Linked DNA regions of Homo sapiens: region 1 is linked to region 2. The links are chromatin loops, found by intact Hi-C in ENCODE. Cell type or tissue: CD4-positive, alpha-beta T cell. All regions are shown on one strand. Links, peaks and the distances in the headings refer to the core of each region. The heading gives the core; the rest is flanking DNA.

Region 1 (5,357 bases), core at 289-5,288, 320 kb after region 2:
CACCCTGGACGGTGGGAAAACCTCGGTGGAGGTGCCGTTGAGCTTTTGGGGTAGGGCTTTGTCGGGCACGGGAGCAGGAAGGTCCAGCTGGAGAGAGCGGTCAGCGTCTGGAGGTGGGAGAGTGCCTGGCATGTATGTCTGAGCAACCCTCTCCCCGCCTCCGCAGTGGGCCACGTACATCCGCGCCACAGTGCGCAAAGAGCGCGGGCTGCCGGTGCTTGTGGAACTGCTGCAGTCTGAGACCGACAAGGTGGTGCGCGCCGTCGCCATCGCTCTGCGCAACCTCTCGCTGGACCGGCGCAACAAAGACCTCATCGGTGAGGACGCCTGCAAAGCCCACGCCTGGGCACCGAACTGTGCCTGCAGCTTTGGGGTCCCATCGGAGGGGCTTGGAGGATGAGTGGTTTGGGAGTCCAGGCCCCGGCCCTCTCGCTTGGGCGCTGTCCCAACTGGAGGTAGCTCCAGTCCCCCCGGCCCTGTCTCTGAAGCTCAGCGCCCTGCTCACAGGGGCTCCTGTGACCGCCTGCACACAGGCGGTCTCCAGGGGCTCTCCTGGCAGTGCCCCTCGCCCTCGCGGGATCCCTGCTCCTTCCTGGAGAGGTGGGGCAGAGGTGTGTTCTGACACCTAGTCCTGCCCCTCAGGGAGCTACGCCATGGCTGAGCTTGTGCGGAATGTGCGCAATGCACAGGCTCCGCCGCGACCGGGGGCCTGCCTGGAGGAAGACACCGTGGTGGCGGTGCTCAACACCATCCACGAAATCGTGTCCGACAGCCTGGATAACGCGCGCTCGCTCCTGCAGGCACGCGGGGTGCCAGCGTTGGTGGCTCTCGTGGCCTCCAGGTGTGGAGGGGCGGGGTCGGTGGCTTGGGGAGCCGCGGAGGTGGGGGAGGGGCCACCACTGACCCCGCCCCCGGCCCCACAGCCAATCGGTACGCGAAGCGAAGGCGGCGTCACACGTGCTGCAGACAGTGTGGAGCTACAAGGAGCTGCGTGGTACCTTGCAGAAAGATGGTTGGACCAAGGCGCGCTTCCAGGTGCGGCTTCCCTGGCCTTCCTTCCATTCCCTGCTCACTTTGCCTTATTCCCACTCCATGTGCTTCACCCACCCTGTGTCTGTGTTTTATGTCTCAGTCAGCTGCTGCTACTGCCAAGGGGCCTAAGGGAGCACTGAGTCCTGGGGGCTTCGATGACAGCACGCTGCCACTGGTGGACAAGAGCCTTGGTGAGTGGTGGAGCTTAGGGAGCCTAGAGGGTGGCGACCCCAGCTGCCCCAGTTGCCTGACCCTTGGGTGAAGGTGAAGGAGGAGTCAGGCCTCCCACTGAGACGGCTTCCATAGGCCACTTTCCCTGCCCTCTGCCTCTTGGCTACTCCCTTCCCACAGCATCCGCGCTGTTGTCAAGCTGGGGTGAGGCTGCCAGCTGGCAGAGGTTGGGCACCTTAGTGACAGAGAGCCTCTAGGGCTACCTGGGCCAGCCCTGTGTGGGCTTCTCTGCCCCGATCCCCCCTGGCTGCCACATGCAGCCCGTCTCCTCCTCCTGCCTTGCAGAGGGCGAGAAAACTGGCAGCCGGGATGTGATCCCCATGGATGCGCTGGGCCCAGGTGAGTGCAGATGCAGTGTGGTTGGTTTTCTGTGCCGGGAGGGGACCAAGGCCTGAAGTGGGCCTGCTGGTTTTATGGGGTGTAGATGGTGCTGGGTGGAGGAGAGATATTTGGTTTAGGGGTGCTTAGAGGGTGAGGTACAGGGCAGCTAGAGAGGGATTAGTGCTCAGCCAGGGGCTCTGACCCACAAGTGGAGGGGAGTCTGGAGAGTTGGCAGGGTGTTGGTGAGAGCTGGCACCAGCCTGGATCTCCAGGACAGGGTGGGTGGGGGCTGTCTCCCAAAGCCCCTGTCCCACGAGTCCCCTGTGTCTGGGCTGAGAGGGAGATCTGCTCCTACAGGGCCTCCCTCAGAGCGCCCCTCATGCCCCACCTTACCCCATCTACAGACGGATACTCCACGGTGGACCGGAGGGAGCGGAGGCCACGGGGCGCCAGCTCTGCAGGAGAGGCCTCTGAGAAGGAACCCTTGAAAGTAAGTGGTCATGTGGCTGTGGGCAGGTCCCCGGTGAGGCCCCGTGTCTAGGGGTTGCTGGAGAGCAGCCTAGGCCATGCTGGGTCTGGTCTGGGCCCTGGGGTACAGCTGGGTTGTGGGGCCAAGCCCAGGAAGCAGCCCCTTCACGCCAGTCAGTCTGTGGGTACTGACAAGTTTGCAGCTCCCACCCACTGGGGACAACACTGCCCGGCCACACCCTGCATGGGCCAGAGCCTGTGAGCTAGTGTGTGTGCACCCTTCTGTGCATGTGCGTGTGAGAGCCCACCAGGGTCCACCAGCGATGGCAGGACCTGCTGCCTGCTGTGTGCCAATCCCCTGGCTTCCTGTGCAGGCCTGTGTGTGTGCACGTGCCCGCCCTGGGCCCGTGTGAGCCACACGTTTCCGGCTCCCTGCGCCCTTGGTGCTACCTGTGCTGTCCTGGCAGGCCAACCCTTACATCGCCAGCCTCGGCCCTGCCCCTGCCCTGTCCCCCCAGGAGCTCTAACTAACCTGCTCTATTGTGCCTCTAATGCCCACCCGTGCGCTGCAGCTCGACCCCAGCAGGAAGGCCCCTCCCCCCGGGCCCAGCAGGCCCGCGGTCAGGCTGGTGGACGCCGTAGGGGACGCTAAGCCTCAGCCCGTTGATTCCTGGGTCTAGCTTGCATGCCTGGTACGTTCTCTCATCTGGTTGTTCGTCCACCTGTTCCTGCCCTCTGGGCCAGGGCTTCTTGTTAGTCTCCGCTGCCTGCACGCTCTGCTCTTCCCGCACGTTCCCCGCAGGACTTTGGCCTCCAGTCCAGCAGCCCAGTGGCCCATTCCCGGAAAGACCAGGCAGAGGTCAGAGAGGGAGGGTGCTCCCTGGGCCCACAGCCCTGTCCCAGGCACTGTGGGATCAGGGGCCTGAGGAAATGGGACCAGAGTAGGGATGGGCACCATACCCTCCAACGCCCTTCGGGGACCAGCAAGTCAGGATCAGCCCTGGTGCCAAGACCCTTGGGGTCAGCCCACACCACCCAGGGCAGATGCTTCTATCCACATCTCCATCCATGTAGCCTGTGGAGTTGGCTGCCCTGCCCTGAGGTTACACGTGGTCCTGTGCCACTCAGTGGCTGCAGCGTCCACCATCCCCTTTCCCTCTGCAGGGCCCAGGCCCAGCCTCTTGTTCTTAGGGCTTGGATCGTGGAAGAAGGGCCACCCTGAGCAGATCGTGCCGTGGAGCTTGGAGCCCCCTGGCGGCAGGGGTTGGCAGCGCCTCGCCCCAGCCAAGCCTGACTTTGGGGACACCCTCCTGCCCCCCCACCCCACTCCCCCCATCCTACCTAACTCCCTAGGCCTGAGTTAGCTGTTTACTGACATGGTGCTGTGTGTGAGCGAGTGACAGAAGGCCCGAGGAGGCCGACTGGGCTGCTGGGGCAGGGCCCAGGGAGGTGGCAGGGAAGGGTGCCTGGCTGGGCTTTGGGGCTGGTGGGATAGGAGGGTGCCCCTGGGAACACAGTGCCCCAGTGGTGCGGGCCAGGTCTGGCGCCAGGGGCAGGCAGCTAGGCAGGGAGGGGGCTGGGAAAGAACTTGGACTTCTAAAGGCGGAGGGTCTCCCTGGGCACCCTGCAGGCAGGCAGACCACGGTGTGGGGGGTGCCCCACAAGGCCCAGCCCTGGGCAAGGAAGCTTTGGAAGCAGCAAGGTGGGGGTCAGGCTACAGGTGCCCCACCTCCCCAGAGCCCTGCAGTCACGTGAGGCCCCTGTGCAGTAGAGAGCCTTTCTCCAGCCCATGCTGGCTGGGGCCGGGGCTGCCGCATCTGCCTGGAGCCTGGGCAGCACCTCCGGGACTGACCTTCGGCAGTGGCTGGGGGACTGCTTTCAGTGCCTGCTGTTCGTGACTCAGAAACAGAAGAAAAACACTGAGAAAAAGCATTAAAAATAAGCCAAAATAAGACTATTGGTAAACACCTAAATTTTTGTAAGAAAATTTAAAAATTAAAGCAGCAAAGGAACTTTTTGCTTTCTGCCACTCAGGTCTGGCACAAGTGGCTGGCTTCTCCCTTGTGTCGGGCCTCTGCGCGTCTGGGGCAGGGCCCTGGGTGGAGGTGGTCCCAGGTGCCCATCTGCTGTGTCCTGCAGAGGCTCTGTTTCTGGTCCCTGGGTGGCCCCAAACTTGTCCACTTGGGCTCACTGGTCTGTCTATCCATAGGAGTGGGCTGGCTGGGGGCTAGCCAGGCCTTGAGCCCAGGAGTAGAATCTTGGCTAGGGGCTGGTCTCGGTGCAGGTGAACTCAGCTAGCACAGGGTTGATTCCTGTCCTGGGCCTGGGAACTGGGCCCTTGGAGCCTCTGAGGTGGCTAGCAGTCTGACCCCTTGGAGGAGATGGGGACAGCTCTAGGTGTAGGTGGGCAGAAACCAGCACTGCATCCTCACTCATGGGCCAGGGAGGCAACTACAGGGATGCGGGAGCTGGTCTGAGCCATTGCCTCTTCTGTAAGCAAGGCCCAGTGGGGAGTAGGGAAGGAGATGCTTCCACTCTGTGCCACATGGGGCCCAGAGGGGCTGGTGCTGCTGCGGGGTCCACCTGTCCCCAGCGCCTGCTTGGTCAGAAAGGTGTGAATGCTGGCTGACTCCTCTTCGTTTCCCAGGCCGGCAGTCGTCCCCATGGGGCTAACAGGTGCCCCTGGCCTAGCTGCAGGAGGGCTGACCTCTGCACCACTGTGGCTGGGAGGCCAGTGGGCCAGGCGTGCCACCCAGAACCCAGCCAGCTAGGGGCCCCGCCCTTAGCGTTAGCGTCCGTCAAGGGGAGCTTTGAATGTTTGGTGCCCAAGTCAAGGGCAGCAGGGGAATGGCAGTTGAGAAGGATGTACTAAGTCGAGTTATATCTAAATATTTAGATTCTTAATTTCTATTTTATATTTTTAAAACATGATATTAGTATATAAGATAATATAGCTAGCCAGTGTTAGTAAAGAAGTCATGATTGAGTCTTAAAAAAGAACAATCCAGTGTTGCAGTTCAGAGAGGTTAGCATGTCAGGGCGCAGGCCTCGGCCGAGGTGTGCTTTGCATTTAGGACACAGCCCGGAGCCGCAGAAGGTCAGCAGGAGCACGTCTGGCACCTTCAGTACCAGGCTGGGTGAGAGAGCCCGAGAGGGGGGCCGGGGGGGCAGTCAGGGCCCTGCTTCGCTGCCTGGGCCCTTGTAGATGGCCTTCTCCAGGCCGTCCACCACCTCCCTGTATTCCAGGAACGATTGGTAGTGTGTGCACTCAAAGCAGCTGCTCCCGCGCACGTGTGCTAGGAAGT
Region 2 (5,357 bases), core at 101-5,100:
ACACATGTGGGACACTTGCCCTGCGCCACAGTGTGTGTGAGGCATGTGCACGTCCACTGCCCTCTGTGGAAGGCGTGTTCACACCTGTGCACATACCTGAGGCCACTCTATCACTGCAGGCCCCTGTGCATTTCGTGGGAGGCATGTTCCCATTTCATTAAGAATTCTCAGCTGGGCACCGTGGCTCACACCTGTAATCCCAGCACTTTGGGAGGCTGAGGCAGGTGGATCACGAGGTCAGGAGATCGAAACCGTCCTGGCCAACATGGTGAAACCCCATCTCTACTAAAAATACAAAAATTAGCTGGGCATAGGGACATGTGCCTTTAATCCCAGCTACTCAGGAGGCTGAGGCAGGAGAATTGCTTGAACCAGGGAGTCGGAGGTTGCAGTGAGCCGAGATCGCACACTCCAGCCTGGTGACAGAGCGAGACTCCATCTCAAAAAAAAAAAAAAAAAAAAGAACTATTCGTGATGGATCTACTCCAGGCCCTGCCTTGCCATCACTAGCCACAGAGCAACTCACAGCCAGTGCTCTCCTCACAGGGGTCTGAATGGCAAGGAGTGAGCCCCAGGATGACCCAGGACAAGCGGCAGCAACAGGGTGAGTTCCCAGGATGGTGGACAGGCTGTGTGCAGCTCCCGGCTCTCAGCGGGTACAGAGATCCCAGGGAAAGCCATGAGATGACTCCTGCACTTGTCCTGCCAGCAACCTGCAGGGGTGGGTGGGTGGGATCAAGAGTGACAGCAACCGCAGACACCCAGACATCCCCCAAAAGAGCAAGGGGGGCTCTGGGTGATGTTCCAGAGGGGCAGGAGCGAGGAGGGAGGCCAGGGGCACCGAGGGCATCTCATCACATGGGCTCTGTCCCAGCCACAGTGCTGTCTCTCCCAGAGCCCTGTGTAGCCTCCTGCCCATAGGTGAAGACCCAGCCTCAGCTCCCTGCACGCAGCAGGCCCACGCATCCATCCATCTGTTCACACCAGGAAGCCCAGAGGCAGGTGGACGGCCTCTGTCTTGGCAGTGCAACGTTGCTGGAAGCATCCTCCAAGAGTCACCTAGCCCCACAGACACTGATGGAGGACAGCAATGATGCTTCCTGACAGCAACCACCATTCACTGAGCATTCAGCAGGGGTGGGTGTCAGGGTCAGCCTCCACCACGTCACTGTGGGAACAGCCCCCAGGACCCGCTAACTCATTTTATACATCAGGAGGAAAGCCAGGGAGCGCGACACACTCTCCAGCTACCGTGGGGCCAGCACACTGTCCAGCCACCTTGGGCCAGTGAAACGGAAAAAGTTCCCTTGTTGCCCTAGCAGGGTGTGTGAGAAGGGGAGTGGCTCGCTTCTTCAGTGCTCTGCTGCCCAAACCTCTAGGGGAGCTTACAGACGGGCAGGCTGTGGAGCTCCGACCCCACAGCAGTGTCTAGGGGTGAAGGTTTACAGCTGAAGCCCCAGTGGGCGTGTGTCACGGGGGCTTTTTTAGTTTGTCGTCTGTAGGGTGGCTTGTGTTAGTCAGAGGGCTTTCTGGATCCTGGGGTTCTTGCCTTTGTGTACCAGAAGAGTCAGATCACACGTGGACTTGGAGAATGAGTGCAAGGTTTTATTGAGGGGAGGTGGCTCCCAGCAGATAGGGGAAGCTAGAAGGGGGTGGAGTGGGAAGGTTTTCCCCTGGAGTGGGGCCGCTGTGCACCCGGGCTGTCCTCCAACTGCCCCAGCCAAACTCCGTGTGGTTCTGCCAGTCAGTGGCCTGCCAGCATGCCGGTGCCTATCAGTGCGTTCATCTCGACATCCAGCCGCCCGTGTGTGTCTCCGCTGATGTGTTCCTCTCCACGTCCAGCTGCCTGTGTCTGCCTGCTAAGGTCTCGGGGGATTTTATAAGCACAGGATGGGGGCGTGGCAGGCTAGGGTGGTCGTGAGAAATGCAACATTTGGGTAGGAAGTGCCTGTTCTCACCTAGGTCCGTGGGGTTGGAGCCCTAGTCTGGGACCATGCCCTCCTCTACCCAGCACTTCCCTCCCCTGCTTCCGTATCATTTAAATGGACCACACTTTTCCCTTCCCAGCACTTGCCTTCCCTACCAACAGCACATTCTCTAGCCACCATGGGGTCAGCACACTCTCCAGCTACGTGGGGCCAGCAGCGGCTGGGCTCCAACTCAGGTCTGCACCAGACCCTCATTCTTAAACCCCTGCGTCTCGGCCTGCCCATGTTCCAGCTTCCCCAAGTCTTGACTCCCAATGTCCCAGCCTCCTTGAGGTCTCAGTCTCCCTGTTCCAGGCCTCAGCCTCCCCTGAGTCCCTGCCTAGCCCAGTTCCTACCTCCCACATCCCCTCCCCAGGTCTCTGCTACCATGGCCCACCCAGCTGCACCCCCACCCCACAGGTCTCCTGGGACCCAGGAGGCCACTCATGGGCTAAGCCTGGTGGCATCCGCGTGTAAACCTTGCCCTGAGCACACGCCCGTGGCTGTGGCTGCTGACTTTCACTGTGCATATTAAATGCCATTAAGATGGATGGGATTGGCTTTCAGTGTCCAGAGGACTGCAGCACACGGAGGAACAGCCGCCCTGCAGGGCCTCTCCCCGAGCTCTGGCGGGTGAGCCCTTGTGGGAGGGGCTGGGGAGCTGGGACCCATTTAGGGTGTGGTTGGGGGAGAAGGCAGGAGGCAGGTGGGACCTCCCCCGGAACCTCTCCTGAGACACCCTAAGGGCTGGGAATGGGAGCTACTTGGTGGGGGAACCCAGCAGGGGTTTCCTGTCCCTGGGCTGTGGCCATGACGAGGACCCTCCTGCTGTTGCCTCTCCCAAGGCCACTCGGCCCCTGCTCACTGTGCAACCTTACAGAGCAGCTCAGCCTCTCTGAGCCCCTCTGTCATCTTTAGCCACTGCCCACCAGAGTCCCCTGGGAGCCACTGGCCGAGGCAAGGCTGGGCAGGGGATTGACATAGGCTCTCACTCCTTCAGATGCCCTCAAATGGGATTCAACCCTGTCTTGACTCCTGAGACCTCCCAGCCTAGGCTCTGAGGGTCTGTCCAGACCTGCAGGTAGATGGCTGGGCCTGCAGGGACAGAGGCGGCCGGCAGAGGGCAGCAGAGGGCCACAGAACTGAGTGGCCGGCACTCACCAGGCCGGGATGTGGCCACCCTGCATGCAAGCAGCCCTGCCTCTGCCCTGGGCCTTGTCCCACCCCAAGACACCCCAGGCCCTGGCTAAGCTGTGGCAGGGAGGCCAGGCCTCACCCCTCTCCCTCCTGACACCTGCCCAGCCACTGGCTTGGGCCGCCGCCCTCCAGGCCTCTCCTGCCACCCACCCCAGCACCAGGCCCCCTGATGCCCCTGCTTCCCTCCCAAGGGTCCCTCCTAGACACCATCCTGGCCCAGCCAAGATGCCAGCACAGGATCTCCCCAAAACACTCTGGAGGACGGGTGAGGCTCCAGCACCTTCCAGGTGGCACTCATGATGAACAATCCCAGGGGCCACGCACCCTGGACCCACCTCCCCCAACACAGAGACCCCCAAACAGGCCCTCAGCCATGAGTATGGACACACAAGGCTCCCGGTGTATGGGCAAAGGGTTGACACTGGCTCATAGTGTGGGCACCATGTCACAGGGCGAGACGGAGACTCAGCCCCCAGGGTAGTGGCCAGTGCTGACCTTGGGCTAGGCCAGGGCCTGGCCATGCTGAACCAGGTCTGAGCATCCTCAGAGGCCAGCATCTCCTTGTGGGGTCCCCACAAAGGCAGCCATGGGCTGGGCCCACCTTGAGCTCAGCACCTTGAGGGCCACAGAGCCTCATGGCCCAGGCCACTAGTGGTCCCTTTATGTTCTCTGGTGACAGGAAGCCCCCCTTCCCGTCAGCCCAGTCTGTCAGCCCCCTCTGCCCTGAGGTGAGGCTTCTATGACTGGTGAGGCCCATGGTCCTGGCTCCAACCTAGCATTCCTCGGGACCCACTCCCATGCCCGGCTCCCTGCCAGACCCACACACCCAACCCAGCTAACACCAGCCCCACCCCATCCTTCCCCCAGGGGGGCAGTACCCTCCACTCTCCTTCACTGGTCCCCTCTCTGTCCCCTCTTCCTGCCTCCCCGCCCTATCCACTGGGCCCTCGTTGTCTATCCTCCTTCCACCACTCTTGAGAAACTTCCCGCACATGAGCACCCATCCTTCCCCACACCTGCTCACCAGGCCTGGCTGGGCCTGACCCTCTCCTGAAGTGAGGGCTGCAGCCTGGTCGGCTCAGCTCATCAGCACAGACTTGTTTCTGTCACAACAGCTGGTGAGGACTGAGCAGACCATGGGCTAGCCAGGTCTCCACGGCCTGCCCTGGGCACCGTGATGCTCCAGGGTGGTGCAATGAGGGAGGAGCTGCAGGTGGCTGACAGCTGGCCGAGGCAGAACACGCCGATCGGGGCTGCCCAGAGGGGAGGTGGGCCCTTGGGCTGAGGGAGCCCCAAGGAACAGAGCTGAGCCCTGGACAAGCAGCACCTGAAACCCACCCCACCGGGCTCTCACCAGCCCCATGAGCCCACCACACCCCACCCCACTGCATCCCGGCCAGGCTGGGAGCTGAGTGCTGGTCACTCAGGGTTTAACCCTAATGTCCACCTTGCATTGGGGGTGGTCAGCTTGTCTTTTGATGTTGATGGAGGGAGATGGTGGGGGCGTCCAGCGGGTTCTACCTGATCACAGCCTTTGCCTTCCTCTGGATGCCTCCCCTTGGGAAGCCCTGTAAGAAAGAGGCCTGAGTGCCCCGGGGAGAACCCCACACTTCCCAGAGGAAGTTGGGCTGGGGGCGGCACTGACCCCTAATCTGGAGCCCTGGGCTAGACATTGGAGGTTTTCATGTGTAAGGAGAGGAGGCCCCTAGGAGGCAGAGGAGAAGGGCTGGGAGGTCCCCAGGCGAGGCGTCCCGTGGGCCACACCTCAGCACCTGGCTTCCCCCCTCAGTTGCCAAGAAAATGCCACCTCCCCTGGTAGATGGCAGCACATGGGGCTCCCAATCAGGCGTGGGGTTTGGCAGACCTCTGGATCCTCAAGTCCCAAGTCCTGGTGTGGCGAGTGCGCCCCAGAGCTTGGCTGCTGGTGAAAAGCCTGTCTTCCCAATTATCTGCAGCCAGCTTGCCTCAGGGATAATTGGCTCCCTGCAGCTCCTGCCAAGCCCCTTGCCTCCAGAGGAAGCTGTTGGGGAAGAGGCTGGGCAGCACAGGCCCCGGAACAATCTCACTCATGTCAGAGCCCCAGATACACCAAGCAGCCTCTGCAGTCCCAGAGACAGCCCCCCAGGGAGGCCCCTCCTGAAAGGCGGATGGTGGAAGGAGGAGGTGCTTCCTGGAGGCTATGGTGCCCTGGGA

Evidence for each region. A loop is a pair of places that touch in the nucleus more often than their neighbours do. Peaks named below come from ENCODE experiments on the same cell type or tissue, not always from the same donor. Only the 100,000 strongest peaks of a DNase experiment are listed, where the experiment ranks them.
Region 1: it touches region 2 in a loop (6-fold over the local background); 15 of 110 quality-filtered maps call a loop at or near these places.

Annotation. Positions count from the first base shown.
Region 1 is chr22:19,968,603-19,973,959 of GRCh38, reverse strand. COMT (catechol-O-methyltransferase) reads right to left here. Exons shown (of 6, transcript NM_000754.4): 6 at 3,985-5,357. The coding sequence ends at 5,224. ARVCF (ARVCF delta catenin family member) reads left to right here. Exons shown (of 20, transcript NM_001670.3): 13 at 167-317; 14 at 643-841; 15 at 924-1,035; 16 at 1,133-1,223; 17 at 1,549-1,602; 18 at 1,989-2,074; 19 at 2,625-2,744; 20 at 3,217-4,064. The coding sequence ends at 2,732. Among named protein-coding and RNA genes, the nearest start is that of MIR4761, 7.5 kb to the right of the region's middle. In CD4-positive, alpha-beta T cell, for the core only: a CTCF peak has its summit at 3,297 (motif pointing left); a DNase peak (open chromatin) is centred at 3,299.
Region 2 is chr22:20,283,639-20,288,995 of GRCh38, reverse strand. No RefSeq gene overlaps it. Among named protein-coding and RNA genes, the nearest start is that of RTN4R, 18 kb to the right of the region's middle. RefSeq lists a silencer at 3,106-3,175 and enhancers at 4,584-5,323, 5,324-5,357. In CD4-positive, alpha-beta T cell, for the core only: a CTCF peak has its summit at 3,038 (motif pointing right); a DNase peak (open chromatin) is centred at 3,085.